2 separate regions of the Homo sapiens genome follow, and region 2 is linked to region 1. A link is a loop called in an ENCODE intact Hi-C map of the cell type or tissue named here. Cell type or tissue: Calu3. All regions are shown on one strand. Each heading gives the region's core, and the rest is flanking DNA. Links, peaks and the distances in the headings are about the cores only.

What was found. Hi-C counts contacts between places; a loop is a spot of excess contacts. Peaks named below come from ENCODE experiments on the same cell type or tissue, not always from the same donor. Only the 100,000 strongest peaks of a DNase experiment are listed, where the experiment ranks them.
Region 2: a loop joins it to region 1, with 1.9 times the contacts of the local background. A loop is called at or near these places in 3 of 110 quality-filtered maps.

The regions. Positions count from the first base shown.
Region 1 is chr4:170,003,096-170,018,719 of GRCh38, forward strand. MFAP3L (microfibril associated protein 3 like) reads right to left here. Exons shown (of 3, transcript NM_021647.8): 2 at 2,485-2,915. The coding sequence starts at 2,782. Among named protein-coding and RNA genes, the nearest start is that of MFAP3L, 15 kb to the right of the region's middle. In Calu3, for the core only: no CTCF peak of the experiment used is centred there; a DNase peak (open chromatin) is centred at 5,536.
Region 2 is chr4:169,899,139-169,914,762 of GRCh38, forward strand. LOC105377530 (a long non-coding RNA gene) reads left to right here and starts at 13,580. Exons shown (of 4, transcript XR_939439.3): 1 at 13,580-13,930. In Calu3, for the core only: no CTCF peak of the experiment used is centred there; a DNase peak (open chromatin) is centred at 8,293.

The DNA of each region.
Region 1 (15,624 bases), core at 4,271-6,770:
TTATCCCATGTTGCTTATGCTCTGAAATTACCATCATGCATTGTAATTACAAAAGCTGAGCTGGAACATCAAGTACTAGTATCACGAGTTCTTTTTAAAACTTGAAAGTTTTAAAGAGATTTAAAATAGCTAACTGATTTATCAGCAAGGCTGCTGGCTACAAACCAGAGTGCTGAATTCTGATGGAGCAGTTCTCTGTGGCAAAGGCTTTTGACTGGCGGCCACTAGCTTGGGGTCTACTGACAGGCTACTACTATAGTCCATCTTAGCACCCACAAACAAAAGAAAATGGAGCCAAATATAACTACCAACTAGTTCAATGCCCTCAATACACAGATGAAGGAGGGACGGTGCAGAGTCAGCTTGCCAACGCTGAGTCAGCAGTTACAAGGACCTTTTCGCTAAGATACCACATATGTATCTCAGACGCAGTAAGATACTACACTTTGGGATAATCCTCGAAATGTTGGAACTGAAATTCAGGCCCCAGTGCTATGCTATTCCCACAGTTCTCTTCCTCTCTAGGACTGAGGAGTTCAGTGCCCCAACCCAGCTTTTTAATACCCAGGGATAACCTTTGCTTTAGGGTCCATGTAAAAGGGAGATCCAGGTCTTGGGTCTTTCTTCCCTTTGATTCAGTCACCGTGGGTTCCCTAGCGATAGCTCAGCCCTGCAGAAAGACCTGCTAAGGTACCTGGCCTGCAGTGTCTTTGTTACCATGGCTATTGCCCTCCATTCACAAGTGTGACATCACTGCCTTCTGACTTGTCCTGGAGGAAGTGGCTGTAGGAACCAAAACCAGTGTGGGCTAGGGGTTGTGTTCCCTCACCTTTCCACTGTCAGTAGTGAAGGTTCTTGTTATAGCCACTTTTTAAAATTGAGACAGAGTCTCACTCTGTCGCCCAGGCTGTAGTGCAGTGGCGTGATCTCTGCTCACTGCAACGCCTGCCTCCTGGGTTCAAGAGATTATTCTGCCTCGGCCTCCTGAGTAGCTGGAATTACAGGCACGTGCCACCATGTCCGGCTAATTTTTGTATTTTTAGTAGAGATGGGGTTTTACCATGTTGGCCAGGCTGGTCTCAAACTCTGGATCTCAGGTGATCTGCCTGCCTTGGCCTCCCAAAGTGCTGGGATTACAGGCCTAGTCATAGCCACTTAATAATAGCAGGACTTTGGGCAAATTTCAGTAAATGGGTATTTGAACTATAATGTCTTCAATGTGAGTTCTAATTTAACTTTGCTATGGTCCCACAATTCCTCTTGGTGGGTAAAAGTTCGACTCTCCTAGGTTAAACGCGATTCATAATATGTAATATTTTGACTTAAAGGAAGAAGCTTTATAATGCTCTACAACCTTGACTGGCTAACCAAAAGCAATGTAAGTGACAGCACTACAGCAAACCCCACATCCTGGCCAATTAGACGGCTAGCAGCCTCAACCATTCGGAACACAGCTGTGAACCAGAAGTAGGCAACTGCAAGAAAACTCCATTCACTTAGCTCCTAAGGAGATATACAGCATTAGCCTCTATTCTTTTTTCAGGGCAATTAAGATAAAATGAGGGAAAGAGATTTAAAATGTAGGTTTTCCTGGAGCAGAAACTCTTTTGGGGATTGCTCATTGGTTAAAGAATTGTGGAACAGGAGGGCAATGTGAATGGAAGAAACTAATAAGCTGCTACTTTAGAACAATGTTCTTTTCACTCCCCCACCCCAACCCCTCTACTTCACACAGTAAATGCCTAGGAAAGCAGATTAACTCCTTCTGGTCAATCTGACCAGGATTGGGTTTTCAGACAATTACTTCTCGCATCTAAAACAAGAAATGCACCGATTCCCGAAGACCCAATCCTCTCTCTGGCTAGTCTTTCCCGGAGTGAGGTGACTCACACTTTTTGGTCAGAAATGCATTTATTAAAAACCAAGCAGTCTCCTGTTGTCCCACATCCTTCCTTGTTATTGCATCCTCCCTCCCTCCCTGCCTCAGCCTAGAAACTGCAGCCAGGTCTCCAGGAATCCCAGCCAGTGGCTGAGACTTGCACTGAGGTTTCTTTCAGAAGTGTGGTCTTTAAATCCACGGCCAATGAATTAAATGGACATTTAATGATAAACAATGGCTATATTGTTTATTCCAGCCATCTCCATGAAAGAAAACAAAACTCCCTTAAAAATTGAATATATTATTTAGGAAAATCCATTTTACATTTGTCTCTATAATGTATTGGATGTATTATATTACAAAATTCCAAGAAGCCTTTAAAAAGACTTCTGTGTTTGTCCTTTGTCTTCTGTGTCAATGAGGGAAAAAAATGAATTAATTGCTTCTTTGAATCCTTAAGGATATATATTCTCTCCTGCCTTAGAAAAACAAGACAAGATGAGATCTTTAAATCATTTGCATGAGAAGAACTAACATCACGGGTGCTGGCTCCAAAGCTCCTGTTTATATTTTATTATGACATTTGATACAACTTTAAAGCCTACCTCCTCCTCTCTCCTTCTCATCCTCTTCTTCTTTCAGCAGCTTGCCAATGGAATTATACCACTTGAACTGTGGGTCAGGGATGCCATAAACACTACAGTTAATCAAGGCACTGTTCCCTTCCTTGACTATGATATGGTCAGTTCTGGCAATGATTACGGGCACAGAGCCCAAGACCACGTTAGTGCCATTTAAAGTGCTGTTAGTCACACTCTTAGCGGTGGCTAGAGTGGATACTAGGATTAAAAAGGGCACAGAAGGTAGAAAGCACACAGTCAGATGGCTCTTCAATCGATCCATCTTCTTTGCTTGCTCTGTAAGGCAATAGAGAGATGGTTTGCCAACCGAATCTTCTATCAGACAACACACTGTTCACAGCAGGTCATGGGACAAACCTGTCCTGGGTCCATAGAGTTGGTACTTGAGCAAGAACCTGTTTTTAAGAAAACAAAAATATATACACATAAACATTAGCATTCATCCATTCAAAACACTATAAACGGTTAGCAATGCAGCTAAAATACAAACATCAACATACTTTTTTTTTTTTTTTGAGAGGGAGTCTTGCTCTGTTGCCCAGGCTAGAGTGCAGTGGGGCGATCTTGGCTCACTGCAACCTTCACCTCCTAGGTTTAAGTGATTCTCCTGCCTCAGCCTACCAAGTAGCTGGGATTACAGGCACCCACCAACATGTCTGGCTAATTTTTGTATTTTTAGTAGAGATGAGGTTTCACCGTGTTGGCCAGGCTGGTCTCGAACTCCTGACCTCAGGTGATCCACCCACCTCGGCCTCTCAAAGTGCTGGGATTACAGGCGTGAGCCACCGCACCCGGCCAAACCTACATACTTTTTAAACAAAACACAACCATAAGATGTTCCGGATGTGAATTATATTTTTCACAGAAATCATAATTTTGTTTTTTGCTATCAAAACATATAGATTTTATAGGAACAAATATTTCTTATATTAAATTTATATATTGCTTCATAGAGCGCAAAAATGGATTCAGGCTGCTTTCACTTACCATGACAAGCTCTCTTTCCTCCACATTACCTGTCTTCATTGTGGAGGACCTAATTGTTCACCTGGGTGTTCCTTAACCTCTTCTCTCCCAGTAAACGGGACTTCCAGTCTGCGTCACTGGTCACAGCTTGGGCTCTGCCGGCATTTGGAAGGACTGCATCAGAATCACTCTGGCATTCTCCTAACTACCCATTATAGCTTCCAGAATGCTCCTTACTGTCTCATTCAACTTCCCATGCTCCTCTGAGCTCCACCTCATCTAGCGCTCTCTGCTCTGTGTTACTGTTACTTACGGGCTCCAGGTCACTCATGTACACCCTGGTTTCAATCTCATCTGCCTCCCACAGGCTGGGGAACATCACCAGACATTACGGTTGGCGGCACTTCTATGTCCAAAGATCTAACCTTCACCTAGTCCTCTATCCTCCATTTCATTCTAATTCTATAGCCATGCCTTCTTCAAAGGCAGAAGTTATTATTTCAATTCTGCCTACAACAACACTGAAGGGGTACCTGGTGATGATAAATTAGCTTCAGATCATATTTTTTTTCAGTAGGAAAGAAAAGAGTTTTGTTTTGCCATAGATTTCCATAAACCCCACTAAACTGGAGTGCTTTCCTGCCCTAGGAAGCCAACACATTACGCCACCAGCTGAAACCCTGTGGCGAAGGGAGATAGCACAGACTGCAATGGCATGATAGACACCCTGCCATGACTTTGCAAATGTCTTTCTTTACTTGGCTAAACTTGTGGTTTCCTTTGTGGTTGGAAAGCTGACCTATTCGATACAGAATAGCTGTGAAGAGCATGGCCTCAGGTTTGAGAGAGACCAGGCCAGGATTCTGGACATAACCACCTTCGCTGGCTGTGTGTCTTGGGCAAGTACAAGACAATTATAAGGATTCACAATCAAATGTATACCAAACACCTATGTACTGCTGCCTTGATAAACAAGAATTATTAGCACAATGTATAAAGCATCCTTTATTGAAATGATGCTTCTCCAATCTATTTTTATGTCTTCTAAAAGCCAGATCTTGAGTTTTGCTTAAAACGTTATTATAAATTATAAATAATTATAAATGACTTTCAGCACTGGGTCCTTTGCAGGGGCTCAAGTCTGAGAATGCATGAGCTGCCCCCTTAGGTGTATTCTGTGGTGAGCATGTTGAGGGCAGGGGCTGGGTCACTCATTATTGACTCCCTGGTGCCCGAGCCATAGCAGATGCCTGGCTAAATACCACAGGGGAGAATCAGAGACAAGGCAGGTTGGGAGATGGGTTCTAATAAATATGGGTGGTAAATATAACTTTTCCCCCCAGTTAAAGAAAATGCCACAAATGGAAAATCAAACTGAATTTTAAAGTGTGTATCTCAAGAGCTGTTTTCAAACAGAGGCTCTCCACATTTGGCTTTCTACGTTCAAACACATTGTGCTAGCAGAGTAAAGAGAAGGGGATACTGCTGTGCTATTATATTTTAATAATGTCAGTAGGTGCTTTGGGCTAGAAACACAGCCAACTGTTCTGAAATGGAATCTAGTTCCGTTAGAGACCTTACGAGATACAGAAGCAGAGACTTTCGTTTTATGCAGGGATTTCAGTTAGCAAAATGTTTTCCCTCTTCCTCATTTTTATTCCCATCCTCTCCCATCTGGAAAAGTCACTAAGGTACAGAAGACATAACGCATCATTTACAGGTTGTTTGTATCACAGCGTTTTGCTCTAAAATTCTGTGAAAACTGATTCAAAGTAAGCACTGAATTAACACTAATGAATTAATAGTTTTAGTAAGAATTTACTTTCAATTTACTCTTTCACTTCAGATTTTTCAAAAGGTATTTATTATGTGCCGGGCACACTGCCAGGATTTAGGGGATGGGAAGTGCCACAAAGCTCAATAAACCACAGACCATGTCCACTCACAGTCTAGTAGTGGAAAGACATACAGATAACTTCAATATGTTCTCTAGGTGCTATGGGCTTGGAGTTGGGTAGGAAGGAGGGGCACCGAACAGCTTGGGTGCCACCTAGAGATGATGTTTGTTGACTGCCCATCCAGCATCCAGGCCCTCTTCTGCCTTTCCCTTTCTGTGAGTCCCATGGCTCACAGGGTAGAAACTTCTAGTCCTTCTCATCACCCCATCGCATGTGCACCTACCAAACTTGACACTGCTCCCTGGTGTATGATCTTGCACTTTTCTGTTTTGAGTAAATTCCTTCTCGATTACAAGGACAGCTCCTGGATAGCAAAAACTTGCACATATAGTTCAGTAGGATTTCCTTATTGCTAGGCACCCATAATCACGTTTACACACTTGCTGTATGAAGCCATGCTTATATGGAATCCAACGGCAATTATTTAAGAACAAATTACAATGTGTTGCCTGAAGAACATAAGATATCACGTGACTCTGGACGCTGGCAAAATATTCTGCAAATGTACCTTTTCAGCTTGTTGGATTAGGATCTTACAGACAGCACCATGAAAAGTTTAGTTGAGCTGGACATGGTGGCTCACGCCTGTAATCCTAGCACTTTGGGAGGCTGACGCAGGCGGATCACGAGGTCAGGAGTTCGAGACCAGCCTGGCCAATATGGTGAAACCCCATCTCTACTAAAAATACAAAAATTAGCCGGGCGTGGTGGTGTGCTCCTGTAGTCCCAGCTACTCAGGAGGCTGGGGCAGGAGAATCACTTGAACCCAGGAGGCGGAGGTTACAGTGAGCCGAGATGGCATCACTGCACTCCAGCCTGGGCGACAGAGCAAGACGCTGTCTCAAAAAAAAAAAAAAAAAAAAGTTTAGTTGATAACAATCTAACATTGTGAAAGACATTTGAGCCAGCAAAGAGTAAAATAACAATCTAACATTGTGAAAGGGATTTGAGCCAGCAAAGAGTAAACCCTAAGTACTATAATCCAGCAGCTTAAAATGCAGTCCTTCAAAATACAAGAACAAAGACCACAGCTTTCAAAACCAGGGCTTAACAAAAGCTACAATGGACAAGTTGTTAAACCTCATAATCTTTGGGAAAACTTTGATAGACTACTTTATTTTCTATAAATAGAACAAAAGAGAAATATTTAGCAAATATCAAATGTTCTTTATTTTGACCCCTTCCCTACCTCCCAGCCATTGGATTTTATCTAAAAATGTTTAATAAAATGCTTTGTTCAGTCCTATTTCTTCTTTTTCCACCTATAATCAATAAGACTGTTGCCCATGTATTTCTGGAGCTAGAAGGAAAAGGACCTCTTGTGTAAGGGGTGTTTTGTACTAAATGAATATTATTGTTTTTTCTTGGCAGAGTCAATTTGGGTATTGCCCCAACTACTCTGATGAATAATTTGTAGAGTGATACAACTGGATTTTGTTGCAACACCTACTGAGAGTTACCCCTATTTTAATTTGCGTGGGAATGATGCCACAGGCACATAAGCTACCTTCTGGATGAAAACACATTCTTCACAGGGTTATACTCATGAAGCATGGAGAGGGAAGCCCCATTTCATATGAATTGGAAAGTGGCACTAAAATACTCATTAAGACATGAATACTAACTTTTCAAAACTGGTAGTCAACTCAAGCCATTTCAGTTATGAATATGTTTCTGCCACTTCCTTTCCCATATATCATAATGAATTCAAAATATCCACGTCTTTTTTAAACAAAAATTAAAAATATTTTCTTTTGCGATTAAAAAAAATGAGAACAAAATTCTCACTGGCTCATTCTATCCCACCTAACACCTTTCAGGATCAGCATAGAGTCTCTTGAACAGCATGGGTCTGAACCACTCAGTCCACTTACATGCAGGTTTTTTCTTTTTTAACAGAAGTTACACTGAGTGTGCCTGCCTCTCCTTCCCCCTCTTCCACATCCACCACCTATGAGACAGCAAGACCAGCCCCTCCCCCTCCTCCTCAGTCTACTCAACTTGAAGATGGCGAGGCTGAAGACATTTACGATGATCCACTTCCCCTTAGTGAACGGCAAATATATTTTCTCCTTCTTAAGATTTTCTTAATAACAGTCTTTTCTCTAGCTTACTTTATTGTAGGAAAATGGTATATAATACACATAGCATACAAAATATGTGTTAATGAGCTGTTCATGTCATCAGAAAGGCTTCTGGTCAACAACCGGCTATTAGTAGTTAAGTTCTGGGGAGTCAAAAATTATACACAGATTTCCCACTGCATTGCGGGGGGGTGGGTGCCCCTAACCCATGTTGTTCAAGCATCAACTATACTGAATTTTAGATAATTAGGGTGATCTCTGAATATAAACTATGGTGATATGGTTTGGCTGTGTTCCCACCCAAATCTCACCTTGAATTGTAATAAACCCCATGTGTCAAGGGTGGGGCCAAGTGGAGATAATTGAATCATGGGGGTGGTTTCCACCATATTGTTCTTGTGGTAGTAAGTCTCACGAGATCTAACGGTTTTATAAATGGGAGTTCTCCTGCACAAGCTCTTTTCTTGCCTGCTGCCGTGTAAGACATGCCTTTGCTTCTCCTTTGCCTTCCACCATGATTCTGAGGCCTCCCCAGCCATGTGGAACTGTGAATCAATTAGACTTCTTTGCTTTATAAATTACCCAGTCTCAGGTATGTCTTTATTAGCAGCATGAAAACAAACAGACGCATATGGGAATCTAAAGTCAAGGGCCAAGAAATCTGTGGAAAAAAAATGTTCCTTTAGCAATTACTGCAGTCCAGAGTCAAATCATTTAAGTGATAAATCAGTTAAGTCCTATCTCAATGCCCAAAGTCCTATTACAGAGATTCATACTGCCCTTTCTTGCCCTTTCTTGTCCATGTTCTAGAGTCTATTTCTGTACAGAGATTCTTGATGCCTCTAATCACACAAAGGTAATACCTAATTCAGATGGCAAATGTGATAATCACAGGAAAGTATGAAAGGGCATTGCTTTTAGGTTAGTTTTAGAAGCATCTAAAGGGGATCAGTTCAATCCAAATTGATATGCATTACCTGAGAAATGACCTGCGCTGGGTGCACTGCCAGGGGTTGAGGCCTTCCCCCTCTTGTCAGAATCCGGAAGGGGACACAGGACTCTCCCCTCTTGTCAGAATCCGGCAGGGGACACAGGAACATATATCGACAGTTACAGGACAGTGTGACAGCTGCCCATCACAGGGTGTCAAAGATCCACTGGGGCACCAGACAAGAGATGGAAGTATTAATAGTTTGGATGAGCCAGGAAGAATTTTCTGGAAGTGATTCTTTAAAGAAGTACCCAAGTGGACCAGGGGAGAGAAGCTGACCCAAAAGAGGAATAGAATATTGAAAGAAACGATTACAGAGAACCTGGGGAAATGTCTGTAATTAGGCACTGATGGCCAGGTGGTGTGTGCAAGAACAGAGGAGGGGGAAGTAGGTTGGAAAGGCAGGCTGGCCCAGAAAATGACCGGATAGTATGCAACGCCAAGGATGGGGGCACTCACAGGTTTTGAAAAGGAGAAGTGACAGGGCTAGTTCTGTGTTTACAAAGATCAGCTTGATCCTCATATGGCTGCGATGTAGACCTGGCTAGGAGACTAGTATTATACAATATCCAGGAAGGAAATGAACGGGGGCCTGAACCAAAAGCAGTGGGGAAGGAAAGAAGTTGGCAGATGCAAAGAGGTACAGGAATTAGAATGTACAGAATGACTATCTGATAGCAGGTTGAAGTAGTACAAGACCTCCTGACCAGTGGCACCTATGATTATAAAGACAGCTCTTAGGAAGCAAGTGTCTCATTTACTAAAAACCAATGGCTGGCACTGTCAGTAGAATACACAAATTAAGAAATTCAACAAACCACTCCCTTGGGCAGCACTCTGCACTCTGCTGCCACTCTTGGATGAGGGCCTGTCTGCTAGCAGTGACCTGGCAGAGTACACGGTCGCTCCTGCCTGGTTCCTCACTGCTCCTCCTAGCTTCACCATCTTCTCTCTCTGTACCCCTGGCTGATGGAGGGTGTTGTGATGACAAACCACAGTCATGACATTTACATATAAAAACTCACAAATTAAGAGCTATACAGCAGCACACCATGAGAAGAATTAGAGCCTGTCTTTTTAAAGTAGTTGGCCCTTAGGAGGAAAGTGAGACTCAGGAGAGACCTCATGGCATTCTTGGTACAATACGCACTTATTAATTGTGTAGTGTTAGGATAATTTCCAGCTACTTAATGGGTAGAACTAAATATACACCCAGACTTGCTGGATTGCTGTGAACAGCCACCAGATGAGCTGTTTAAGCCCATGGAACAACTGAGAGGGGTACCACATTATTACTCCAACTACACTAATGTTCGGCCTCTACAGAATTTTATTTTATGCTGTTATTTTTTTTTTGATACACAGAAGGCACGTACTTTTTCAAAAACTGATCTGGGTTAAATCACTGTTTTTCAAACTTAAAAACAAACTATAGGCCCAGAGATGCCATCTTCATAAAACTTTATTTTTAATGGGGCATAATATTAAGAAACTATTCTTGAATCTCCACACTTTGTTCACATGGTATGTTTTTCTGATTAAAAGTAAAAATAATACAAAATAAAGCTCTCAGAAATATACTGTTTAAATTGCCCAGGGTCATCAAATCATTATTTTAAAAAATCACTCTAATATGGAGATGAGATACTGTTGATATCCTACTAAACATAAATGTTGGTTAAGCCTGATCATCAGAAGGGAGATACTCAAGGGACCTTTACTACAGTCTTTTAAAGAGAAAAAGAACCACAAACCCTTATAAAGGAGGAGGGAAAAAATTACATTAAAGGTTGTTCTCTATAGATATATAATTATCAAGCAAGATAAAAACAGGTCTACACATCTCTTCTCAGAACTAGAACATTAGACTTGGAAAAACTTGGATGTATTTTCATAAAGGTTTTTCTTTACTCTAAAAAATGGAGGCCTAGAGAAGGTATGGTATTGCATACGGTCATGCAATTAATTTAGTGGCTTAGAAAAAAAATAAAAAGACCATGACTGCTAATAATAACCTCAGATCAGACCTGGGATTGTTTTCTTGGTTCCATAAAGCCAATTATTAAATTGTTCTAGCACTTGAAACATGCAGTGCAGGCTATTCTAATCACAGGTATATCATTTAGAAGAGTTTATTGATGTTTGAGCACATAATGTCAAATTCTTATTCTTATTCATTCATTCATATATTAAGATAGCATCTCACTGTTACCCAGGCTGGAGTGCAGTGGCACCACCATGGCTCATCGTATTAATTGGGTCATTCTTAATTGATCAGAGAGACATTTCTCCAGAAATCTGATGATCCAAGGAATTAGCCAAATCTGGAAACTGAATAGAAATGGGACAGACACACTGATGCAGGGGCCTTTATGCTGCCAGGCCAATCCCTAAAACGGATCACAATGCACATCAGAGGGTTACAATGCTGTATTCACATTTTTCTTTGATCTTTGACACCGTCCTTATTAGAGTCTATATTCAACCTAAGCTGGTACAGAAGCATCTCTAGCTGCTGTCTTTCTTTTCATTAGAATATTGTTCCAACATCTCCCCCCTTTAAAAAATTATGTCCTTTCAAAACATTCTTCCTACTCATTTGGAGTATGCATGTAGAGATTCGAATTTTCATTCTAGTCCAGTGAATTTATGTCACCTGCTAATCTGTAGATGGCACTACTTCTGCCAGCTTTCAATTGTTTTTATTTGATCTCAAGCCCATTTTCCAAGAAGTTCCTGATGTATTTAGTGTGAAGCTCCTACATTCAGAGTGAAACCAGGCAGGAGCTGATGGATGTCTGGAAGCCTGGACACATCAGTGAGTCAGAACTCTTTTTTGGCTAGAAAAATGGCTAGAAGATGCCATGTATCAGGGAGGTGCTTTATGGAGGTGCTGATCCCTGGCTGCCTGCCCACAAGTCCAGGCTGTGCGCGCTCTGCCTGGATGGAGGAAGCAAACCCTGCCCTCTCTGCAGCCCACAGAGCACATTGTCTATAAATCAGAGGGCAATCTTCTTAATATGCTTTCCTAATATGACTCAGGACCTGAAATAATTGTGAGTTTACATTTTCTTGCTAATTCTGGATCGTTTGCAAACCCGCAAGGCCTTGATAATGAAAGAGCCCTTCTCAATTCCTACCTCTCCCTCACATTTGATTGTGCACACACAGCTTCCCAACTGGCCAAACAAAACTCCCTTTTCTGGAACTGGGAGGGTAATTTCACATACAATCTTACAAAGGGTGGTTAATTATTTTGTGGTGGGACAGCTCATAATAAAGCTACTCAACTCACGATGAGCCTGAAGGATAGTATTAATAGTACCCAACTGAGACACAGAATAACTTCTAACAGAAACACATCGAGTGTTCTTAGCAACAGCCAGTGTGAAGAATTCACTGCAGGTCTCCTGCAGCCGTGGAGCTGAGATTTTAATACAGCAAATGGATAGGATCAGGTGCCTGGGATAAGAGATGGGTTGGGCTCTGAGGTTAAGGTCAAGAACAGAAATTCTGGGGTGATGTGTGAAGAGCAGATGAGTTTAGAATTTTAGGATTAAGACCCACAAGCTGGGAGTGAGGATACTTACTCCTTTCCTCCATTTTTTATTTACTAGGAGATGACGCCTGGGAGTCAGTTGATCTCTCCGAGCTTCAGACCCATCTCTTAGGTCCTTTCCAAATCTATCATAGTATGATCATGACAACCAGGAGTAAGACTGGGGTTGGAAAAGGGAAGAAACGGTGAGGGGTAAAGAGAAAAGGGAAAGAACAAGAGAGTTCTTGGTGCACTGCTAAAAATTCCATTGCAGTAAATACAACTGGGGCAAAGCACTGTGATGGCCAAGCCATTTGTGACTTGGCAGATGGCCACAGACACAGCTTGTGCGCCACGCAGCCTGTGAGAACTTGTTCTCCATAGGCAAGACAACTTCTTGTGTGTCCCTTACATTCTGGACAATAAAATGAGGGAGTAAATGGATTCAAGCTCTGAAAGTATTAGGACGCCCCCCATTCATACCCTCTCCAGATGCCCTCATCTCACTGCAGATGTGAATCAGCCCAGATTCCTCCAGGACTTCCTATATGGAAGACGGGCCGGTCCTCTTGGGCACAGCTGCAGGTTTCTCCCTCCAACTTCACCACCAGAGCAGGCTGGAGTGAAGCCTGAGCCTCACTACTTTTACCCTGTTACCTGGACTAAGAGTGGGTGGTGAACTTAGTGCCTGTAGCCATGCCACGGACCCAACCTTTCCTCTTCAGACCAAGAACTGCTGGTTGTGTAAATCCGAGCTGTTCCACAGGGGGTCTGACCAAGGCCCGTGTCTTTGGGCCTTGAAACCTTCATTTCACTTGATAATTCAGAGAGGCCTTGAGTCTACTATGGCAATTTGGGAATGTAATTTTTATCATTAACATAATTGTCCCATTAAAAAAAAGAGTTGGTATTCAAATATTGTTGATTGTGCTTAGCACCATGCATTCATTACTTTTATTATTATTTAATGATTAGTAACAATCTGTGCATGGAGAATGTCTCAAAATATAATGAATATAAAACGCTAAGATTCTTAAATTATTATAATGTACATTTTTCCAGCAGTTCGTCATTCAGTGTAAAAGCCAGAGGCAGCCTTGCTATGGCCTGACAGTAGGCCTCTGACAGATTCACAGCCTCCATATCCAACCTCACTACGCTCGCTCAATCCCCATCAGCCTCCCTGGGCTCTGCTAATCCTGAAATGGGTAAACCCCGGCATCCTTGAACTTACTATTCCCACCATCTGAAATGAGTTCTGGGATACCTGGAACATTTCCTTTGGAACCCTCAGGCCTTCAACCAGCGAGGCCCTTCCTGGTCACCTATGTGAAACCGTGCCCACCCCATCATGCTCTACCTACCTCGACCCTGCCTTTGTCTTTACAGCATTAACTACTACGTGTTTACATACTGCGCTCCCATTAGGATGGGAGCTCCTAGAGGGCTGGGCTCCTGTCGTTGCCGCTGTTTACTGATGTATCCCCACTGTTCAGAAACACACTTTGCTCAAAGCAAACACTTGAATATCTGCGGAGTGAATTTATTCTACTTATATGCCCTCTAAGATAGACCTATTACTAACTTACTGCTCGCCTTTGGTACAAATTCATTTCTTAGACAGTTCTGGAAAATGTCTGTTCTTTAACCACAGAACTAAGTATAACCCAAAATTTCTTTAAGTCAGTCCTCAGAAATGCATCATTTGCTTACAGTGGAATTTGAGAGGCTGGTGATAAAGACAGGCCTGTGAACAGAGGCTCAGGGTAACACAGAAGACGAGGCGGAGATGCCAGAAATGTATGCTCTTGTTATTGTTGAAGTGAAAAGCAATCACCTACTTAATTTATATTTCAAAATGTCGCACAGTCCCTCATTCCTGTGTCTGTGGTTGTTTGATTAAGACCATTCAAATTCACAGCGTAGGAACTAGATCACCTAGGGTTTCCTCTTTCATCAGGATAAAATTTCATCTGTTTGAAAAGATGCACTCAATAACTGGAGAGGGTAGTTAAATAGCATTTCCTCCTTCCTCTTTACCAGCCCATTATCACAAACTGGAATTGCATCGTGAACACTTCCCTGAATCTCCCACATAAAGTGTCATTATAGGCTCTTTCACTAAGAACTGGATCTCGGTGAAAAACAGATCAGAAGAGATCCTGTAATTCAAACCCTACTGGATTTAATTCTTAAGAGTGCTATGATAACTAACTCCCCTTACAATTCACCTAGCATTTATGGTTTACAAAACACCCCCACAGATGTTATCTCATCAGAGCCTCAGCACCACTCTAAGGCTGGGACAGGCCTGTGATTCTGCCCACACAACAGCGTAAGAATCTGGGGCCAAGCCACCAACACTGCAGGAAAAGTCCCTTGCAGAGCTCACATCTTCTCTCAGTCCAGGGCTCCTGTTACCTGCACACGGTGGTCACTGAGTGCCCACCAAAGCTTCAGCAACCCTCATAACATTGTAGCTAATTATTTTAAAATTTTGTTCATAAAAGCAATATTTTTCAGAATTTTATTCCATCTTAATAATCTTCCTGACTTTAGTGGTTAAGATCAGTCTTCCACCTAAGTGTTTTTCAGTGTCACAACACGGCAAATTGTTGCAATTAAACAAAATCACCAGAAGAAAGCTGAAAATAGGGATTCAGTGGTTTCCACTTTGCTTTTCTCTCAGCTTTGATGGAAAGGGGCCCTGTTAGGCTGAGCACACTTTCCAGGTGATCTCTCCCATCTCTCCGCTGGGTAGTCACCTTTATCTAAGTGATAAACACAATTAGGAGCCAGTCATATCAATTAAATAAACTGAAAGTACTTATGAGGCCACTATTATCCACTTAGTACCAATTACTATGGGGATTAAAAACAGTTTAAGACCAGGCCTTTACCCCAAAGGTGCTTAGAATCTTGGTGACACCTGCATACAAAGCAATATGCAATTATGGGCTAAACTAGGTAAATGCCACAGAAATTCAGAGGAGGCCAAGCTGGGAAGGTAACAGAATGTTCCCTGGGGTTGGCCAAGACCTGAAGGATGAATAAAAGGAGACCAGACAGTTCTCCTAGCAGGAGTAATGGTTTAGTCTAGACAAATAAGGGTAGAAAGAAACACGGCACGCAAGTAATAAAAACCTAGGTGGCATTGGTTTTTGCAAGCATCATGCAGTGGATCTGCTGTGCAAGGCTGTCTGGAGAGCTCTGGGACAGCAGGGAACTCCTTCAGAAATTCTATTCCAGATGAGGGCCTCTGGGGCATCTTAGGAGAAATGATAAAGAGGACTTTGGAACATTTGATCCACTACTTAGGCACAAGAACTAACAACCCAGTGAAAGGAGGAGAGGCGGCCATAACTTGGAGGTAGTGATGAGATGCCTTCCAAAGGCAAGAAGACATCAGAAGTCCACTGCACGTCCTGGGTACAGAGGCACAATGAGAAATGACCAGCCTCCATTAAGGCAAAGGATGGTTAATACTCAGATGTTTTCTGGAAATGAATTTCAAGGTCCTCAAAAATGTTTTGAAATGGAGAAAAACAGGTTACCTTTGAGAAGTTC
Region 2 (15,624 bases), core at 7,191-9,690, 100 kb before region 1:
CCATGATTTTAAGTTTCCTGAGGCCTCCCTAGCCATGCGGAACTGTGAGTCAATTAAACCTCTTTCCTTTATAAATTATCCAGTCTTGGGTATTTCTTTATAGCAGTGTGAGAATGGACTAATATACCCCCTAAAAAAATCCCTTGGAAATGAACAAATTCCATCTATCTGTATGATAGACTGGTGAGTCATAGAGCAGCCCAGAGAAACACAATGGTCCATTATAGAGTGAGAAGTTGTAGGTGTTAAAGAAGATCACAAAGGAAACCAGTTCTTGCTTTCAGCTCAGCCTACATATCCTGGCTGTGATCTCCATGGCACAATCAGAATTTTGGAATGGTGCTCATTTTAATCTTATGAGTCAGGGCTTATGCGTATTCATTAAAACACCACAGGAACAGGTGGTATACAAAAGCAGAAAGCAAGAGGGGGTACAGAGAGCAGTCAAACATTTTTTCCAGTGAATGTGGGAGAAAGAGAGGAGAGAGGAAAAACTATGTACATTTCGGGAATTTCCTCTGGTTGTTTTGTGGGCAGAGTGACATTCAAGGATACAGGCTCAGATGGGGTTATAAGCCATTGGGGGTTACAATTAGACTTCTAGTTCCATTTGTCTTTTGCTTTGAGGAGTTTCTGTGGTTTTCTCTGGGAGAGTGATAGTACTGGTTTGGGATCTCTCTCTGTGTTGAACTCTTCCAGGTCCTTCTTGAGAAGACATGAATAACTCTGCACTGTCTTTTTCCATAACTTGAGAGGAATTAAAAAATAATATTTAGGCCAGGCACAGTGGCTCATGCCTGTAATTACAGCACTTTGGGAGGCTGAGGCGGGCGGATCACCTGAGGTCAGGAGTTCGAGACCAGATTGGCCAACATGGTGAAACCCCATCTATACTAAAAATACAAAAATTGGCAGGGTGTGGTGGTGCTCGCCTGTAATCCCAGCTACTCAGGAGGCTGTGGCAGGAGAATCACTTGAACCCAGGAGGCGGAGGTTGCAGTGAGCCAAGATTGTGCCACTGCACTCCAGCCTGGGTGACAGAGTGAGACCCTGTCTCAAATAATAATAATAATAATATTTAGGCATTTTAAATTGGACAAGCACACAAGAACATCGCTGCTGTAACTGGGATGGACTCAGCACATATGTTCATGGATCTTCCCACTCATCTTGCTCTCACTTGGCTTTTGCCTGGCTGGGAATGGCCATCTGAGCCACTGGTACATCAGTGTGTAAACCTGCCAAGTTCAGCTTGGGTCTCTGTCTTCCATAAAGCCTGCCAACCCACACATCTGGACTTCCTTCTGTCACTGCTACACAGATTCCATATATGTTTCCTGAATGTTTTTGTGTTCCACCTGAAACACCAGCAATTCCAATTGTGGGATTATATCTTTAGTAAATGTCTTCTATAGCCACGTGGCGGCAAGCACAGAGTAGCACACAGTGGGTTCTTGGGTAAATATCGGTCAAAGGTGTGAGTCATAGAGAACAATTAGAGCTAGAAATTTATTGCCAGAAAGAAGAGAAAGGAAAAGCAGGACTGTAGGAGGGGTGGGGAAACTCAGCTTAAGGCTACCCAACTGACCATTTGCTTGTGAAATGTCTTCACCTGTTTTGGAGGACAGCGGAATGTGTATCTGTTTCCACGTCTAACAGCTGAAGGGTAAAAATATCTCAGTTTAGAGCTCTTTCTCAGGCATCAATCTGGTCATTTGGGCTGCCCTTCTCTTGGACTTAGTTATTCCAGGTGTAGGATACGGGGGCCACTTGTGCACCAGAACAGAAGGAGCCCCTACGGGGGACGTGTTGAGAAGACTGTGTGGGCATGGAGAAGTGGTTCTATATGGAAGTCCTTCTAAAGGCCAAGATAAGAGACCCCCTTCACCCCCCCACCCCAACTCCTCTCAGCATTTTTAGAGACTGGGAAGCATTTCTTGACAGTGCTTTGTTTCTGAAAGAAAGCAAGACAGAAAAATTTGGAGTCACTATCCAGGAGATACTTTGTCCTCCTAGAGAAAATAAGGCTCAGAAACAGTGGTCTGAGTATTTGTCTTAGAAGAAGTGGATACAACTGAATCTGAATGAATCTTTCTCCCATGATGAAACAAAAAATTCCAGCACAAAATCTGTGAGAATCTTTGTTGTGAGAAATGTGAGAAAATGAAATAAATTTTAGCCCTGATGAAAAAAAAATTGTTAACCCAAAAATGAGCGGTTACTAAATGTAAGACACAGAGATGTATGTATACATATTTATATACACATGTATAGATAATTGACACATTATATATATGATGTGATCTACCACACACACAGGCCTACAGGCAATTGACAAGTAGGAAATGAGGAAGTCAATCAGTCAATCAGTTTCAAGGACTCTGCTGGGTGATCTACATTGTTATGTGCCCTGAAGGGTAAATATAAAGGGACAGGTGTCCAGATTGCCCTGCCTTAGAATTAGCTGCCTTTTTTTTTTTTTTTTTTTTTGAGGCGGAGTCTTGCTCTGTTGCCCAGGCTGGAGTGCAGTGTCACGATCTCAGCTCACTACAGCCTCCGCCTCCTGGGTTCAAGCAATTCTCCTGTCTCAGCCTCCTGAGTAGCTGGTATTACAGGCACCCGCCACCATGCCCGGCTAATTTTTGTATTTTTAGTAGATATGGGGTTTCACCATGCTGGCCAGATCTGGAACTCCTGACCTCAGGTGATCTGCCTGCCTCGGCCTCCAAAAGTTCTGGGATTACAGGCGTGAGCCACCGCATCCAGCTAGAATTAGTTTTTAATAAAGAAAAGAGGCTGAGTAGAACCTTACTAGGACATCAAATAGTCCTGGTCAGGGAAATAGAGACAGTAAGAACAGAGATGTAACCGCTGAGTTAGGGACGCTCAAACGCACTGATAGGACTGCAAATCCTATGTTTGGATGCGGCCAGCCCTTGCAAATGTAGAGCAGTCTGTGAGTAATTTGAGGAGATTCTGCTGTCCTCAAATCATCTCCTGTAGCCATATTTCATGACACTTCCTCTCCTGTTCTAACATTTGAAATTCTCCCCTCGGAGGACTACTTCAGTCTAGATAATGAAAATAAGGTCATTGCTAAAGCCCTCAATTCCACTGTTTTTCAGCCTTTTAAAGCCTATTTTTTTCTTGGCCAACATAAAACATGCCTTCCTTTAATGTTATCTGATGTTTTAAAATAAAAAAGTTGCAACTAAGAACAATGCAAAAATTTTATTTCGTTCACTTCATCAAACTACGAAGATTCCCCTCTCTATCGCCTCCCATTTTCTGACTGAGGAGTGTGACCTGGATGCAGAGAATGTGAGCTCCATGTGGGGAGTGGCTGTATCTTGTTTGTTGCTGTTTCCCCAACTTCTAGCAGTTTTTGGAGCAAAATCAGGGCTCATGTTTGTCCTTCCATCTGGAAGATGTGGCTGTGGCTGTGAATCTGGATGAATCTTGTGCCATGAGGAGAAAATCAAGGCATAAAATCCGTGGGGATGTTTTTAACACAGAGAAGCAGAAGTGATGGGTCTGTGCCTTGGAAAGTCTATGACAGTCTTCATGGGTTGATGTTTTCCAGGCAGCACTCAGAAAGCTGCCCTGAGTGGATGAGCTAGGAGGTCCATAATTTCCATAGGGTAGAAGGACAGATAACAGTAACAAGCCACCAGTGGCCACGTAACTGCAACTATGATCAGAGAAACAGGTGAGGGCAGTATGGGTCTTAGAACAGGTTTCAGAAACTCAGGCTTTGGTCAAGCAAGAGGGGACATTGGGTACTACGGGGATGGAAGTGACGTACAGAGGACAGTGGCGTGGAGTGAAACCGATCATCTAGCCCTCTGCCCCAGACACCCCCAACTTCTTGTCATCTCCTTATGCAAGGACCCAAAGTTCTTCTGACTGGCTGCGCCTCCAGCCTCATCTCCTGTTCTGTTTCCTCTTGCCTGCAGTTCCAGCCACATGGATCTCGGTGCTATTGCTCAACCATGCTGCAGAATCACTACCATCTCTCAGCCTTTGCCCCTGATGCCCCCTCTGCCGGGAAGCCTCTTTCCCTAGATACTGACACTGCTTTTCACTCACTCCATCCAAGCCCCGCCCAGATTCACCTTCCCAGAGGTCTTCCCTGGACACCCCATCCAAACCACACCCTCTTTTCTTCTCTTTCTATCCTCCTCTCAGTTGCTTTATTTTTCTCTGTGATAATCCTCACTCTCTGACTTTACATCTACTGTATATCTATATCTATACACACACACGCGCGCATTTGTTTATTGCTTTTTCCCCCTACTAGAATGTCAGCTCCCTGCTATATTTCCAGGTCCTAGAACAATACCTGGCTCACAGCATCTTAGTAAAATGTTCGTGGGACAAGTGACTAAAGCAGATATGGTTTTGAATCCAGGCCTGGCTATGTATTGGTTGTATTATGTTGGAAAATTACTTAATCTTCCTAACCTGACTTTGCTCATTTGTAAACTAAGTTGATTATACATTTCTCAATAGACTGTGGTAAGGATACAGCACACGCAAGCCTGCCTGTGCCTAGTGCATAGTCAGTGCCCAATAAAGGCTGTGATTTCAGCTTGGTTTATATTTTAAATAATTTGCTCTTTGTTAGCTACAGATCTGAAGAGATTTCCAGCCCAAATCCTGTTCTGTACTTTTTCTTGAGCCAGGAGTGTAGGGTGGTGGTGAATCACTGATTCACAAGTGTGATGGAAATATGTTTTAGTGAGATGCATAAAGAACAAAAAAAAAAATCACAAACGTTTGACTTTTCTTAAGAATAACATACTATCTATCTTTTCCTTGTGGGAGAGATGTTATGACCTTCCGTATTATTTCAGTTTATGGAAAAAACATGTGAGTGTGTGTATGAATTGTAAACTCACCTCCGATCAGCCTCTGAGGGATGCTGGATCTATGATACACTTTGTCCTTCTGAGAACAAAACTCTTCCCAGGTAAATGCGCTTGGAACATACATTTATTTCTGTCTTAACCTGATTTTTGATCGTGTTGGAGGATGATGACAGTTGGGAAGTATAAAAGGAAGAAATCTAAGAATAGAAAGAACTAGATCAATCTTAGTGTACTTCTGGAGAGACAGACAATGCTTGAAATTGTGGTTGTAGAGACCTAGTTTGTTAATTTAAACCATCATTTGTCTATTTTTTAGAAAAGACTCACGAAGAAATTCTAACGGTGAGTAAAGCAAATCTTATGGCCCCAAATATGCCAGATATGCCAGATAAAATTAATATTTTTTTCCTGAAAACTGTTTTATATCATGCAGTGTTGCATAGTTTGCTTATCTGACAATGTGTATCTTGGGATACTGGAACATCAGTCACAGGAGTTACTATTTTCTTTTAGCATAAAAAATTTAAAAAATCTTTAGAGATGTAGTTCTAAAAAAACAAAAACAAAGTAAGAGGGGAAGGCTTGCTGAAGAAAACATGACCTTTTAAATAATTCATCTACAGTGCTTCTTGAAACTAGAGAAATACCGTGTATGGGGATTCATGTTTTATAAAATATCAGTGAGACCATTATTTGCTGAAAATGTTTTTCTGGCACTGATTAAAATTATTAATTATTTTACTTTTCTCACTTAGATTATCTAATCTTAACATTTCTTTTCTTGTTTCTTCTAAATCCTATCTCTCAAAAGGTAGGATTAATTTATCTTTTGCTTACAAAAACAATATCTGAGTGGAGCCCTGGATTGAAATTCAAGGACTCACTAGGTGTCTACTAATGTAGTAGGGATAACATTGAGTGTTACAGCTTGGAAGCTGATTACCTTTATGACATACAGCTTGGAAGCTGATTAGCTGTGTGACACTGGGTAACCCACTGTTATTCTCTGTGCTTCTATTATTTGTTCTATAGGAATAAGATAATGCTGACCAAATGATATACTAAAAAGCATTTGTGCAGCTGAGAAAATAAAGATGCTGATGCGCCATATTATTGAAGAAATAATTCTTGCTTTTGTGTCTGTTCTAGGGGAAAAGATTAAGAGAAAGAACTGAAAATTGAATTCTGTTCTACAATAAAAGTGTAGCTGCCAGGCTCATCCTTAGAGCCCGCAGAAAATAAAGAGGTGCCATGGATCCGGCACCAATGGTTCTTTCTGACAGAGGCCTTTGGCCTTCCAAGCCCCTCACTCTGCTGGCCTATTGGAGAATGTGTGCTGATTCCCAGAAGAGCCTCATGCCCTTTCTGCCTCCTGCCCAGGTCCTGGAAGTTTTCAGAGAAAAGGGTGCCATTATCCAAGTCTAATAATTTTCTATTTTAAATGCTGAATTTTATTATCGGGTAATCATCATTGTGGAAAGGCAAAGCCATTCACTAATAGGAAGCATACTATAAATTCATAGATGACATTTGCTCATGTTTTCCTGTATGAGATCTGGAAGCCAAGTGTTTAAGCATGCACCCACTCCCCCACAACTTTTTTTTTTTTTCAGATGGAATCTCGCTCTGTCAACAGGCTGGAGTGCAGTGGCGTGATCTCAGCTCACTGCAACCTCCGAGTCCCGGGTTCAAGCGATTCTCCTGCCTCAGCCTCCCGAGTAGCTGGGACTACAGGCATGCGCCAGCACACCTGGCTAATTTTTGTAGTTTTAGTAGAGATGGGGTTTCACCATGTTGGCCAGGATGGTCTCGATCTCTTGACCTCATGATCCGCCAGCCTTGGCCTCCCAAAGTGCTGGGATTACAGGCCTGAGCCACCGTGCCTGGCCGCACCCACCACTTTTTAACATCATACAAGATTAAGCTGAAAAATAGGTGATTACTAAATTTGATATTCTGGAGATGTGATGGTCATGGAAGATCTTTTGGCATAATCCCTCCACCTGTTGCCTTGGGTTTGGTCCTTCTTATTTCCTGTCTAGGTAATTGAAGTGGCCTGCACTTGGACTTCCTTCTCAATAGCCCTTCATCTGCTCTCACATTGTTGCCAGAGTGCTCTTCTCAAAACACAAGTTTGATCAAGTAATGTTTCATTTAAAATTCTGGGCTGGGTGTGGTGGCACAATGCCTGTAGTCCTAGCTACTCGGGAGGGTGAGGTGGGAGGATCGCTTGAGCCTGGGAGTTTGAGGTTGCAGTAAGCTGAGATTGCACCATTGCCCTTCTGCTTGGGCAACAGAGGGAGACTCTGCCTCAAAAAAAAAAAAAAAAGAACAAAACAAGAAAATTCTTCATTGCCTCCTCATTGCCATCAGTCTAAAGTCCAGATTTCTTAACTAGGTGCCTAATGAAGACTGGTCTTGAAAAAATTGTTTGAACTTGCAAAATATTGTCATTGGAAGAGTTACAAGCAGGGTTTTTGTTTGTTTGTTTGTTTGTTTTTGCCTTCTATGAATAGAGACTGGAATTTATTTTTGTTCAGACTATGTTCAGAAAGAGACCATTCTGCTAGTCACCTTTGGTTATGCAGAAGTAGTAGGAGGATTTAAATATTATTCTTGTGGCTGGCTGAAATTGACAAGGGTCCCAGTGAAAATGCTCAAAATGGGATGCTAAATACCCTCTTTAATAATGCAATACTTATAACTAAAATTTGTTGAGCCAGATTCTATGTGCCAGGTACTCTTGTAAGCTTTTTATTTGTATTAATGTAATGGCTGATAGTAATTCTGTTACAATCCCTTGCTATTGATGAAATGGAGACACAGAGGGGTTCAATAGTATGCCCAAGGACACACAGATAAGTAACCAGTAGAATTCAGATTGGAATCCAACACGTCTAGCTCCAGAGTCCTCACTCTCAAGCACTGTGTGATAGAGCCTCCATTGCATAAGCAGGGCTAAGCCCTACAGAATTAGAAACATCCTTCCCACCTACCAAATCTGGATGTCTCATGGCTTCTTTTACTAAGCATTTGCATGTGGGGTGTGGAATTTGAAGCTAGAGCATGGCTAGAGGAATGTGCTGCCTTAGTCTCTTCAACTCACTCTGGAGGAAGAACTGAAAAAGTACAGTGCAGTGGGGACTAGGATATTGGTGTCCTACATTGGTATTACATAAGGATGAATAACTCAGATATTGAGGAGTATCCTGTAAATAGTATGTTTGTCTTATTTGATTCATCTTATTTCATATTCTTTTAAATTAAAAAAATTAAATTTATTTGTATTGGTTTTTTTAAGACATGGGATCTTGCTGTGTTGCCCAGGCTGGGGTGCAGTGGCTAGTCACAGGTGCAGTCATAGCACACTATAGCCCATAACTCCTGGGCTCTAGTGATCCTCCCTCCTCAGCCTCCCAAGTAGCTGGGACTGTAGCTGTGCCACCATGCCCAACTAGTTTTACTAGTTTTGAGAGCAAACAATGGGATATTATTTGTAGGGGCTGACTATTCCCACTGTCAATCATTTTGGAGAAGGAAATTCAAAAATAGGCATTTAAATCAGTAGAGAAAGTTTTTATTTGGGCGGGGGGGGTGCTGTCAGAGTTGGACCTAAACAAATACATGGCCATTTAGGGGGCATCCCTTTGGTGGAGGTTGAACCAGCCTGCTGAGAGCTTGGTTGGGATTAAAGGATTGGGTTGGGCCATTGGGCTCCAAGGTCAATTCTTTCTATTAGCTGTTGTAAATAAATCTGTTAATTTGTCCTTAACCTTCCAATCTTCTGTAAAGTTTTGTTAAAGGTCATGGTTAGGTATGATGACTCATCTCAAGGCCAGAGAAGAGATGGCAAAGGCCCCATCTATCTATCTTCCTCTTTCCAATTGCTCCTCTCCACATAGAAGCAATTGGATTCCCACCCAGCACAGTGCATTCTTTCAGGTCTCCATGCTTTGTCGCACTCTGGACTTGGAGGGCCTGTTGTTGACCTCCCAATCCACTTTGTTTTCAGTTATACTTTGCTGCCTGCAGCTGGGGCTTACACATTACTAAGGATTTTCTTCATGGCAATGTTTGTTACAATGGAAACTAATCATCCAAAGAGATCCTGTTTTCAAATCCTCTTTCCACATCAACAGTACTTGAGGATGTACATCTAATCAAGTGATTTCAGAAGAATATTTAGGTTAACCTGCTGGCAGCTCATGCCCAGGGTCTTTGGTGATGTGACCCTTGTTCTTTGTACATTTTTGGTCAACATCTATTGATTGAGTGTATATCATGTATCAGGTATGGTTTAGGTGCTGGGTCTACAACTGTGAACAAGACACTGAAATCCTGGCCCTCACAAAGAGTGAATGCTATTGGGAGAAATAGACAATAAATAAGAAAAATAAATAGAAATATACCACACTAACAAGCAAGGCAGTTTTGTACACTTAGGCAGGTTGTGCATTGCACAAGTGTACCACAATCTGGAGGGGGGGGCCGTGACAGTGTTGACATCAGAGTTTTGTGAACTATTTATTTCTACAGTGTTCTTGCAGGTGTTCTTGGGGAAGATCATCTTTTTCTAATTTGCACAAAGCTGCTGTATGAGTTAATGGTAGGCCTATTAGTAACGAGTGAGCCTATTAGGAATCTGTTGCCAACATTCAGGTAAGAAATGATGGTAGCTTGGTTTAGGAAGTGGCAGTGGAAGTCGAGGAAAGTCTGTGTTTAAATTCTGTATATATTTTGAAAATAGAGCTGGAAGGATTTGCTACTGACTGGATGTGGCATTTAAGAGAAAAATTAGAATTAAGATTGCTACCAAAGTTTTTGGCCTAAGCAACTAGAAGCATCGAGTTGTCCTTAACTGAGGTAGGGAGGATTTCAGGAGGAGTTGGTTTGGGGGTCAAAGATCAGCAGCTATATTTTGGACGTGTTAAGGTTGAGATGTCTATTAAACATTCATGTGGAGCTGTCACATAGGCAGCTGGATATATGAGTCTACAGGGGAGAAACATGTCCAGACTGAAGATATAAATTATATTACTTTAGGAGAGCTACCATAAGCCATAATTTGTCCTTTAATGGATGACAATGTTGGCAAATACATAATTTTTATCCAATATTTGTAATAAGTTCTTCCCTATTATATACTTTTCTATCTTGTAATACAAACTGAATAAATAAATTTGTTTTAGCTTGTCATTCTGCCTTGGAAAAGTTTGAAAAATACTTTGAACACATCATTCCTGAAATAATTTGCTCTTATAAAATTATAAAATTAAGACTAAGACAAGTCTTTAAAAATTTAGTTTTAGAGAAAAGAGTAAATAGACCTCTCTCTAGCCATTGAATTTTTACGTAGGGAACTTGAATGTGACTGTATATGATAACTCACTGGAATTATTTTATGTGGCAAGAATGAGATTTACTGTAAATAGTATATAATATCATCAATTACTATATGAATCTCTCAAACACTGATTATAGTGTAGCAGGAAGAGCCACAGACAAAATCCCTCAGACACCAAGTTAAAGAAGGAAGGGCTTTATTCGGCCAGAAGCGTCGGCAAGACTCACGTCTCAAAAACCGAGCTCCCCTAGTGAACAATTCCTGTCCCTTTTAAGGGCTTACAACTTTCAGGAGAACTATGTGAGAGGGTCATGATCAATTGAGCAAGCACGGGTTATGTGACTTGCGACTGGGTGCACTGGTAATGAGAATGGAAGAGAACAGGACGGGGATTTTCACGATGCTTTTCCATACAATGTCTGAAATCTGTAGATAACACAAGCAGTTAGGTCAGGGGTTGATTTTTAACTACCAGCCCTGGGGAGCAGTGCTGGGCTATCTGCCTGTGGATTCCATTTCTGCCTTTTAGTTCTTCTTTTTTTGGAGACAGAAATTGGGCATAAGACAATATGAGGGGTTGTCTCCTCCCTTAATAGGAGTTTTCAAAATTGGCAAAACAAAACTTTATAAAGCAAAATAGGAATGTTTTACAAAACGAAAGAAACTACTGCCAGCTTTGTCAGTATAACAACCTGTTAGCAATAGAGGGTGATTTATAGGAATCAGCCATACGTGTACAGTGCACCAACTCTTTATTATTCACAAGTAGATGATCTATTTGCAGATTTCCTGTAGTTTCATGACCTGTGTTCTCTCATAGGCAGAAGGGAATTCAGTCCTGATGCACACAAGTTGAATGTCTGTGTGTATCAAAGTGGTTCCTAAAGGCCATTCTCATTGATTTCTGGACTTTTAATATTTTTGTAATATTTTCACCTCTTTAGCCTGCACCTTGTGCAATCAAGGGCACTTAGGAAAGAGGATTGCTGCAGGCAACTTGATGTGTTTCAGAATAAATAACTCCACAGAGATCGTACTTTCTGTGCAATACGAAACCCAAACTGATTTTTTTGGTAACAAAAGAAGTCTTATTGGTTTCCACTTTTATAAATCCAAGTGTTCATATATTGACCTTGTTATTCCTTTGTTTTCGGTGGCAGTTCACCTATATTTTACATTACAATGTGGTGCTTGAATAGCCCTTTGTAAGTTGACTTAAAAAAACAAAACAAAACAGGCCTGGCTCAGTGGCTCACACTGATAATTCCAGCCCTTTGGGAGACCGAGGTGGGTGGTTGGCTTCAACCCAGGAGTTTGGGACCAGTCTGGGTAACACGGCAAAACCCCATCTCTATGAAAAATACAATAAAAAATTAGCCTGGCATGGTGGTGTGCGCCTGTAGTCCCAGCTGCTTGGGAGGCTGAGGTGGGAGGATAGCTTGAGCCCCGGAGGCAGAGGTTGCTGTGAGCCAAAATCACGCCACTGCACTCCAGCCTGGTCTACAGCGAGAGGTCCTGTCTCAAAACAAACAAAAAAACCCAAAACAACTTTATTGAGATATAATTCACATATTATACAATTTATCATTTAAAGTGTAAAATTTAATGGGTTTTAGTATACTCACTAAATATGCATAGGGCTATGCAATCATCACCACGGTTTAGTTTTAGGATATCTTTATGCCCCCTAACAAAGCCTAGTACCTACCAGCAGTCACTCTCCATCCTCCTTTTCCTCCATCAGCCCTAGGCCACCACTAATCTCCTTTCTGTTTCTGTGACTATGACTATTCTGGATATTTCACATAAATGGAATCATAAAATCGGTGGTCTTTTGTCATTAGCTTTTTTTTCTCTTAGCATAAGGTTTCAAATTCATCTATGTTGTAGCATTTATCAGCACTTCCTTTTATTGCAGAAAATATTCTATTGCATGAATATGCTACATATTATTCATCCATTCATCAGTTGATAGACAACTGGATTGTTTTTACTTTCCTGGCTATTATCAATAAGCTAGTATAAACATTTGTACACAAGTTTTTATGGGCACATATGTTTCCATATTCTTTGGGGAATATACCTAGGTAGAATATACCTCAGCTAGAATTCCTGAGTCATAAGGTAATTCTAACTTTTTGAGGAACTGCCAACCCTGTTTTCCAATGTATAAATTGGCTTTTAAAATATTACCTGTACTGGGTTGGGCACAGTGGCTCACATCTGTAATTACAGCACTTTGAGAGGCCGAGGCTAGTGGATCATGAGGTCAAGAGATCGAGACCATCCTTGGCAACATGGTGAAACCCTGTCTCTACTAAAAATACAAAAATTAGCTGGGCATGGTGGCACACGCCTGTAATCCCAGCTACTCGGCAGGCTGAGGCAGGAGAATTGCTTGAACCTGGGAGGTGGAGGTTGCAGTGAGCCGAGATCGCACCACTGCACCCCAACCTGGTGACAGAGTGAGACTCCGTCTCAAAAAAAAAAAAATTTACCTGTACTGCTTCCATTCTCTGTTAAAGTGAATTTTATCATTAATTTATACGTTTTCTATGTATCATGCTGTTACATGTACACACCCACTTTGCAAAATTGTTACCTTAATCACGTTTTGTTAATATTTATTCGAATGGCAAGAGTGCCTGTTTGTCTCAGTCAAATGAATCTTTAGAGAACTGTTTCGTTCTTCTGAGGTTGCACAAAATTAATGTGGTTTAAAAGTTTTAATTTAAATTTAATTTTATTTATTTGCGTTTTGACTAGGTATTAGAGTGACCTGGTTCAAAATCTGGAAACACAATAAGATACATGGTGTATTGTCCCCCTCCCTCGTCTGTGCTACCGATGCCCAGTTTCCTTCCCTGGAGGCAGCCAGTGTTACCTGCTTCTGTGTGGTCTTCCAAGGAAGACGTTTTAGTGCAGTTTTAATTTGAAGAGAACAACTTAAAAAAATGTGTACGTGGGAATAGAAGGGCTTTGTTCTAAACTCCGTTGGTTTGTTTGGTTCATGAAAGTCAGAACAGCATGACTTTATTTCAAGGTTGAATAACAATAAAAGATTTATAAGTTTAATAATTGTCTTCAATAGCTTGAGGACATAATCAAAACAACTGACTTCTCTTTAAGTCTTATTTCTGCCCCAGGAACCTGTCCTTGATCCACCACCTTCTGGTTATTATTTCACTTTGTTCACATTCCGGGGACATACAATCGGCTGATTTTATCTTCTCTAACTACATTTCTGCTTCAGAGGCTTTACTTGGTGGGAATCATCTTCCAGACTCCCCAAAGCTGGCTTCTGCCCAACTCACAAACCTCATCTCACATGTTGCTCTTTTCCCCTCTTTCACCAGTTCCAGGCACACAGACTTCCTGTCAGTTCTTGGTCAAGCAAGTTCTCGTCCACCTGAGGACCTTGTCCTTGCCTGTTCTTCCGTCTGCCTGGAAGGCTTTCTTCTGTCTTCTGTGCCTGGCTCCTTCCCCACCTTCCGGCCTCACTTGAGATGTGATCTTCTCTGACCATCTTAGCTGAAGTTGGCCTCCTCTCCCTTAATCTCCATTGAGCTAAACAGTTTCTTTCATCTAGAACTTACTATAGTAATTATGTGTTTACTAGTTCACTGTCTGGAATCGTTTACCCTAGAGCAGTCTACGATGTAAAGCCAGGATGGTCAAACTACAGCGCAAGCTTTGTTTTTGCAAAGCTCTGGAGGTAAGTATTGCTTTACATTTTAAAAGGGTTGCTTAAAAATTTTTTTTAAAAAAAAGCTAAGAAGATTGGGCAGCAGAGACTTCGTGTGGTCTGCAAAACTATTTACTATCCAGTCCTTTACAGAAAAATGTGCTAATCCCTGGGCTAAAACAATGGTCTCCAAAGTGTGGTATGTACATTCCAAAGATTGTGCAAGATAATTCAGTAGGTTCTTAATTATTTATTCTTTTGCATTCATTTATTGCTTATGTTTTATAATGCACATAATTTTTAGTATAGTAATAGATACATATAATTTATAAATTAACATATACATACATGTTTTGGGAATAATGCTCAGAAATTTTTTAATAATGCACTTTATGATAAAAATTTTGGAGGCAACTGGGGTTAAAATACAAAATTTATGAGGGCAAGCGCCATATTCTCTCCTTCCATATTCCCACCATCTAATACACACTCAATGTAATGCTTTTTGAATAAATGATAGCAGTAGACTTAAACATTTATTGAGCACATATTAACTAAGCTCTCGGAATGTAATATCTTCTTTAATGATTAGAGCCACCCTATGAGTTAGATCTTGTTACTTTTATTTTACAAACGAGGAAACTGAGGCCCAGAGAAGTCAAACAACTTCCTGAAGCTCTCACATTACTAGTAAAAACTGGAAGCTGAGTCTGATGCCAGTCTGACTCCAAAGCCAGTGTTTTTAACCATGAATGACCTGTCTCTAATTTCATTCTTTTTTTTTACTCTTTATGTGTATCAGAATGCAATTACATTTTGAAACCTTGTGTGTCTTGATGTTGAAGACATATTGGCTTAGAAGGGGTAATCAAGTTTCCCATAGCAGTAAATGAAAATAAAGAAGGGCACTTATCCCATATTTCTAATAGAATAAGTCACTTTCAACGGTTTTTTTTTTTTTTTGAATTCTTGGAGTCAGAATTAAGAAATCTGTGGGGTTTTTTTTTGTTTTTTGTTTTTCTTTCTGAGATGGAGTCTCGCTCTGTGGCCCAGGCTGGAGTGCAGTGGCGTGATCTCCACTCACTGCAAGCTCCGCCTCCCGGGTTCATGCCATTCTCCTGCCTCAGCCTCCCGAGTAGCTGGGACTACAGGCGCCTGCCACCACGCCTGGCTAATTTTCTGTATTTTTTTTTAGTAGAGACGGGTTGCACCGTGTTAGCCAGGATGGTCTTGATCTCCTGACCTCGTGATCCACCCGCCTCAGCCTCCCAAAGTGCTGGGATTACAGGCGTGAGCCACCGCGCCTGGCCAGAAATCTGTGTTTAAGTATGGTTCTGCAAATCATTTAACTCCATTAAGGTCAACTTCTCATCTATAAAATGGAGCCAATAATAATGTTTATCCCAGAGGTGGTTTCCAAGGTTACGCACATGTGAAAGTGATTTGCATATTAAGGTTGATAACAGCGGTCCCAACCTTTTTGGGCACCAGGAACTGGTTTCATGGAAGACAATTTTTCCATGGATGGTGGGGTGATGGGAGATGGGAGGGGAATGGAAGGATGGGTAGGAGGGGAAAGGGGATGGTTTCAGGATGAAACTGTTTCACCTCAGATCATCAGGCATTAGATTCTTATAAGGAGCACACAACCTAGATTCCTCACATGTACAGTTCACAATAGGGTTCACGATCCTATGAGAATCTAATGCTGCTGCTGACCTGGC